Regions from separate parts of the Mus musculus genome. Here region 1 is linked to region 2. Evidence: chromatin contacts called from ENCODE POLR2A ChIA-PET data. All regions are on one chromosome and are shown on one strand. Each heading gives the region's core, a stretch centred on a gene start or an enhancer-like site at or near the end of the contact. The rest is flanking DNA. Distances are from core to core; before and after follow the strand shown. Region 1 overlaps Dcaf5 (DDB1 and CUL4 associated factor 5). Region 2 overlaps Actn1 (actinin, alpha 1).

Region 1 (3,406 bases), core at 189-2,688, 130 kb before region 2:
CAGGGCTAGGGATTGTACCAGGGCCTTGTATATGCAAGGCAAGTGCTTTACTATGAGTTCTTCCTGCCCCCATAAAATGATAAATACTTTAGGACCTGTGATAACTTGACTCTTAAGTAAGGAGAGATTATGTTTCCTACAATAGTTAAAATTCCTCAAATTTTTTTGGTAAAGGTTTTATTTATTTTATGTATATGAGTACACTGTTGCTGTCTTCAGACACACCAGAAGGCATCGGATCCCAATTGCAGATGGTTGCGAGCCACCATGTGGTTGCTGGAAATTGAACTCAGGACCTCTGGAAGAGCAAGCAGTGCTCTTAACCACTGAGTCATCTCTTCAACCTTTCCTCAAAATTTGTTTTAATATTTTTTTTTAAGATTTATTTATTGATTATATGTAAGTACACTGTAGCTGTCTTCAGACACTCCAGAAGAGGGCGTCAGATTTCATTAGGGATGGTTGTGAGCCACCATGTGGTTGCTGGGATTTGAACTCTGAACCTTCGGAAGAGCAGTCGGGTGCTCTTACCCACTGAGCCATCTCACCAGCCCTGTTTTAATATTTTTTAATGACAATATAACCTGAGAGAGTTTTCAGAGGAAAAGTAAAAGTATATTTGTGATGATTTAGTATTTTTCCTCCTTATTTATTGTTTGAGAATTTCACACATGCATCCACTCCCTTACAATTCCTGCCTAGTGGTTTCCCCTACCACTCTCCCCACCCAACTTTATGTGCTTTGTAAGTTTTTTAGCCCATTTACTCCACTTAGTGCTTTCGTTTGTGTATGGGGTTTGGGGCGGAGTGAGGGGTGTGTGTAGCTTCCTTTGTTCCTCTAGCAGCCATCAGTTGCTTCTAGCTCCTCAGCTCAGGTTGGGACTTGGTGAGCATCTTCCTGTTCATGCTAGAGTCTGGTGTGGCTTAAGTTTGCCGCTGCAAGTTCACTTGTGCAGTTGCCCTGCTGTGTTCAGGAAGCAGTTCTGCTGTAGTCATCCATCCCCTCTGCCTCTTACAGGTTCCTGTCTCATCTTCACAGTGATCTCTGAGCTTTAGGAAGGGGAGGATTCTAGATCTATCATTTGGGACAGAGTATTCTGTAGTCTCTTATATTTTCAGACAATGAAATTTAAATTACAAATTGCTGTCATGTGGTTAATGTATAGAAAGCCAGGAGGAAACCTTATCCACCGCCTTCACCTTGCTGTCGAAGGGAGCGGACAGCAGCCATCTGTCATCTGTCTGGACCATCTCAGTCACCCTTCACTAGGACGGTCACTGAAATAGCCCTGTTCCTCACATTGCTTCCCCTCTCTCTGGCCTATGATTAATAGGTTGGCACTGTAAAACGTGCCCTTTCTAGGCCTGTTGACGTCATTCGCTTCAGAGCTCTCTGCTTGGGCATCTCCTTTAGAAGAGAAATTCCTGTTTGACATCTACTTGGATGCTTCTGTGCTGAGTCTCCTCAGATATTGTTTAGTCAACCAAAGTCTTAACTCTAAAGGTCATAGGTTGGAAACTGGCCAAGTTCTCAAGAAAGAGAAGAAAATGTTTTCTCTGTGAGGTTATCCAGACTGAGCTGTGGAGCTCACTGCTCCCAGGTTCCCATAGGAACAGAGAGGCCATTTAAAGCCGTGAGCGTGCAATGAGAGCAGAGCACTTAAGTTCTCTGGGTTCTCTGGGTTCTCACACATTTCCCCACCTGCCTCTGGCTGGGCATAGTATAGTTGGGTTTGGTGGAGTGCCCTCAAGAGTCTGAGACAGGAGGACAGCACATTCCCAGGTCAGCCCAAGCTACACAGCCAGACTCTGTCTCAGAAAAAAAAAAGAAAAAGAAAAGGAGAACTAAATGCAGGAAAGGCATTGGAGAAGAAGCAGGTTGAAACTCAGTGCTGGCCCAATTCTCTGTTAGAATGACCACCCTTGCTTAGCTAAGCTGACATCATCCTGAAAGACCCCTACGTCTCAGCAATGTACGTGTCTGCTGTTTGTGAGGACTTGCCACCTTTGCCTGGGATTCTCCTGGGCCTGACCACTGTTATTTAATGGGATGTCACTTCATTGCTTGCTGCTTCTACAGGGTCAGGTCACGGCTCCAGGAGCATACTCTCCCATGAGATCTGATCTCCTCCGTCCACTCTCCTTTCTCATCCTCTACTGCCTCAGTCATCTTGGAAAAGAGGCCCCTTTGAGAGAGCCAACCTCTTCACACTCATAACAGGTCCTCTGTTACTCTGAATGCCCACACGCAGCAAAAGAAAGGGTTTGTTTATAGCTAACGTTTGAGAAGATGGGGCAAATTCTCCTCTAAAGCTCTATGTTATGTCTACAGTGTGCTTGCTGTTTGTGGCAGCCCCTATGGGGAGCATAATGACAAAGGTCACACAGGTCTCTCTAGGAATTAATGACTCAGAAGGGAAGAGAAAAAATAAAGATGAAAGGGTTCCCAAGACATGGAGACAAATTTTTGATTGTTTGCTTGCTTGCTTGCTTGCTTGTTTTTCAAGACAGGGTTTTCTCTCAGTAACTGGCTTTCCAGGAACTCATTCTGTAGACCAGATTAGCCTCAAACTATCTCTGCCTCCCAAGTGCTGGAATTAGAGGTATTTGCCCAGTTAACAAAGCACTTTAGAAAGAAGAATTTTTATCATCTCAATAGAGGTTACTATCTGAGCTTGACTTTGAACTGAGACTTCAAGAGCAGTGGGCATGCCCACTTGGAGCTCCTCCCACTGCTGTTCTCAGGGTTCCTTCATGAATCCTACATTCACTTAGCCTGTCTTTAAATTTAAACTTTTAGCATTTATTATTTTGTGTATGAGCATTTTACATGCATATGTCTGTGCACCACATGCATGCCTGGTGCCTACAGAGGTCAGAAGACATGGAATTCCCTGGAACTAGAATTAGACCATTCTGAGCTGTCATGTGGGTACTAGATGTCAAACCTGTGTCCTCTGGAAGAGCAGCACGTGCTGTCGACTGAGGCCTCTCTGCAGCCCCAGCATTGCTCTGCTTCTGAATTGCTAACTTAGATCTAAAGAAATGAACAGTTTTATAATTGTTTGAAATCGTTCTGGACCAGGATAATGGGGAGTCAGTAATTCTGATGGCCAGCTAATGCCTTTTGGTCTTAAAGCTTTCTGGCTGACAGGTTCAGCCACCAATTAAAGAGGAAGCAGCATGCCTATCAATGCTTGGCTATAGCCTGTGTCGTGTTATCACTCTCATAATATGGTTGAGAAATGGAGGCTTTCCAGGGTGAAGGGATTTGCTCAGGACTGTGGGAAATGGTGGGACATGGGCTCCTGCTGCTCTGTACTGCTCTCAACCAAACACTGACTTCTAGGGAGAAGTTTTGTTTTGCTCTGAATCTTAGAGCTACATTAGAGCCCATCTAACTCAC
Region 2 (3,627 bases), core at 1,123-3,622:
GGCACTGTGCTGGCTGGTTAGCATGCATTGTCTTAATCTTAAAAGCCGTTAAGTAATGACATTATTTATCCCCTTTGTCCGGCCAGGCAATTGAGGCCCAGGTGGATTAAATAAGGTTACTCGGACCAGCTGGGTTGGCATTTTTAAGCATCTATCAGTCTGCTGTGGACAGAATACTGACTATGGGTCTAGTTAGCCCCATTTTACCTGTGAGGATCTCAGGCTGAGTTCATTGCCCATAGAGTCAAGGCTAGTGAGAGGTTAGGTTTAGTCCTAAAGCTTAGCCTGTTTGGCCGTCTGTACTCTGAGTTTCCTTGACCCCAGCACTCATGCAGGGATGTGGGGTGGTGGGCTGGGTGACTTAGAGGGCAGAAGAGAGCAACCAGTGGTTGAGGACTCTTTCACAGCAGCTTGCAGGTGGGTGGAAAGTAAACAGATCTGGGTGGAGCTGTTGTGTGGAGCTCTGCCTTTTATCTGTGGGTGAACCAGTTGCTTTGAAAGGCTGGCAGACCGCCCTTAATAAGCTAACCAGACACTCCTGTTGACATTACCAGCACACCAGGCATCTGAGATCTCTCTGGACAGGTCTCTGCTTAGAAAAACTACCTAGAACACGTGCCCTGGCCAAACTGGCCGCATGTGGGTGGACTCTGAGGGACTCTGGGGAGTGACCATCCCCATGTCAGCTGGCAGGTGGAGCAGGGAACTTAAACCCAAGCACACCAGGAACTCTGGCCACAGCTGGGGTCTGGCTCTGTCCAGTATCCATGGCATCTCAACTAGCATGGTGCTTGCTGGTGGAATTGAAAGACTATAGTGTCCAGTGAGGGTTCGTTTGTTTGTTGGTTTTGCCTGGACCTGCTGGCTCTGCTCCTGGGAAGGAAGATCCCAGGAGAGGAGCCAGTTTGTATAGGAAGTCCCAGACCAACCTCAAGAGGCTTAATTTCTCCTTTGGGGGTTCTGGGACCATGTGGCTAAGGGGCTATCCTTTGACTCTCCCCACAATTAATCATTGTAGACTTAGCTGTGGGGGAAATGTGTTCCAGATGCCAGATTGTCCTCTGTCCCTGTGTCTAGTTCTGCCTTTTCTTAAAGGGTTTCACCTCTTACTTATTAAGGGAATGTTTTTAGAGCTTTCTGTCTCTCTCATACGTAGGCTTTTTGTTTTATTTTGAGTCAGGGTTTCTCTATGTAACCCTGGATATCCTGGTACCCCTAGTCATGCTGGCCTTGAATTCACAGAGATCTGCCTGCCTCTGCCTCCCGTGTGCTGTGATCAAAGACGTGTGCCCACTGCACGGCTGTCATATTCTCTCTGTGTATGTATGCATGCATGTATTTAGGAGGCAGGATCACATATAGTCCAGGCCATCTCCAACTTAACTGTGTAACTGAGGAAGACCTTGCACTGATCCTCCAGTCTCTAGTCGTGGGGTTATAAGCCTAAGTCACCCTCTCCAGCCTCCATTTGTTTAAATGTGAGAGAGTTTTCCCTCTATCATGGAAGCCATCAGTAATACAGTAATAGCCTAGACACTCTCTTCCACCAAATGATCCCAGAGAAACAGGAAGTCTCTTCCGTCTCTTCCCAGAAGCTTATGATAATGTTGTAATTTACACACTTCAGCCAGACTCTCTTTACATTTGGATGGGTTTTTAAATAGATAATGACAGCGTGTGGTGTAACATTCAAAAGAAAACAAAAGGATGCTCTGCAGAAAGCAAACAGCTCTCCCTCCCCAGTTCCAAACCTCTCTTCCTCCACCCTAGAGCCAGCCACGGTTCCCATGGCCTCCTGGGTCCTCCAGGCAGAGTCCAGCTTCAAGCTTTGATTTGGTTGGTTTTGTTTTTCATTTTCTTGAGAGAGGGTCTCACTATATCATCAAAGCTAATCTCAAAACTGAGGATTCTCTTTCCCCAGCCTCGGGAGTGCTGGGATTAGAGGCATGTCCCACCAGTGTTCCCTGGACACCAAGGTTTAGCCCGTCCAGTACACTAGTTACAGTTATTTGCTGGGCCAGGAGGGTCAGGGAGCTGCAGTCTTGAGACCAAAACATTGGTCATGTTTTGAGTCCCTTGAGGTTAAACCACCAGTCTCTGTGGAATTTACTGGAAAGAAACTACAGAGAAACAAAAGATTGTTACCAAGTGTTCTATTCAGCTGAGTTGTCCAAGCACCAGATGGATGATGGGATTTCTGGGCTGAGAGAGGTTAGCTTATCAGAGGTCACGTGCCTAGCTGAGCCAGGGCAGGCCCATGCTTCCTGACTGACAGGAACAATAGCTTCCCTGAAGTGAGCCAGGACTGCTAACCTTGGTTCCAAGAGACAAAGCTGTGTCCAGGAGAGGTGTGGCCGGCAGGTGAAACCTAGGCCTGTGGTAGGCTGCTGCTGTTCTGTTCCTGCCTAGCCCGGTCTCATTTGGCTGTAGAGCATTGTTTACTCTGTCCTGGTGTCACTGGGAGCCTCTCTGGTCAGGTCACTTGAGCGTGGACAGCCTGGATTGTGGATGGGGAAATAAATGTCTAAAAGAAGAGGCTTGCCGTGGGAGAAGGCAGAGAGTGTAACCAGCCAACTGTATTTATAGGCAGTCGGGCCAGGAGAGCAGCTAAGGATCCTGGGAACTTCAGTTCCTGGAGCACCAAGTGTGTTTGCATTTGGACACATTTGGTCTTAGTCATTTGTCATGTCTGTGTGATTGCACACAGCTCTAACCCTGTGTTTATAAGCAGTAGTGCATGCTATCTTGTTTCAGACTTCTTTGTTAATTACACATTCTTATGCTCACGTTATTTCAGAACCTATCATATTAATCATCTACTATGTGGGCACATATGGTGATTTACTTAACTATGTGCCTTATTATTACAATTTGGTGTCTTCCTGGTTTTCTCCACCTCAGTTAGGCTAAGGAGCAAGTTTTCATGCATAACACCTCTTCTTTCTTTCTTTCTCTTTATCTATTTATCTATTTCATTTATATGAGTACACTGTAGCTGTCTTCAGACACACCAGAAGAGGGCATCAGATCCCATTACAGATGGTTGTGAGCCACCATGTGGGTGCTGGGAATTGAACTCAGGACCTCTGGAAGAGCAAGCAGCCAATGCTCTTAACCGCTAAGCCATCTCTCCAGCCCCTAGGCCTTTTCTTTATTTGGCATTTTATACCCAGGATAGAGTCTTCGAATTGGGGTGTATAGTTCAGGCCTGTTGTGGTTCACATTGGCAAGCTGATTTCCTCTAGAGTTGTAACCAGTCAGCCTGCACACAGTTGTATGGGGGGTGGGGGTGGGGGACTGCCTCGCACACCCTCTGACAACTGGAATTAGCAGGAACTCGTTTTGCAAATATAATTGCTTTCCATTGCTGTGATAAGCACCAGGACCATGAGGAACTTGGGGAGGAAAGGATTTATTCTGCTTCCACGTCCCGATCACAGTTCATCAGTGAGGGAAAGCAGGGCAGGAGCCAAGGAAGATGGCCTCTCATTGGCTTTCTAAGGCTCACGGTCAGCTACCTTTTTTTATATGTCCAAGGGCTGCCTGCCCAGAGGTGGCACTGCCACAGTGAGCTGCCTTCCCACCCCATCAATCAATAGTTTAGAAAAGGCCCCCATAGATCTGCCT

What was found. ChIA-PET counts read pairs that join two places held with the same protein, here RNA polymerase II (POLR2A).
Region 1: POLR2A ChIA-PET joins it to region 2 with 10 read pairs in Patski. The contact joins two enhancer-like sites. POLR2A ChIA-PET finds 5 or more read pairs at or near these places in 2 of 5 experiments (Patski and embryonic stem cell).

The regions. Positions count from the first base shown.
Region 1 is chr12:80,343,044-80,346,449 of GRCm38, reverse strand. The region is part of intron 8 of Dcaf5 (DDB1 and CUL4 associated factor 5); the gene reads left to right. Among named protein-coding and RNA genes, the nearest start is that of Mir1843a, 47 kb to the left of the region's middle. Within about 2 kb of position 1,438, at least 1 of the 3 ENCODE cell types and tissues checked has a DNase peak (open chromatin) inside an H3K27ac peak, as active enhancers do.
Region 2 is chr12:80,215,321-80,218,947 of GRCm38, reverse strand. All of the region lies in intron 1 of Actn1 (actinin, alpha 1), which reads left to right. Among named protein-coding and RNA genes, the nearest start is that of Actn1, 43 kb to the left of the region's middle. Within about 2 kb of position 2,372, at least 1 of the 3 ENCODE cell types and tissues checked has a DNase peak (open chromatin) inside an H3K27ac peak, as active enhancers do.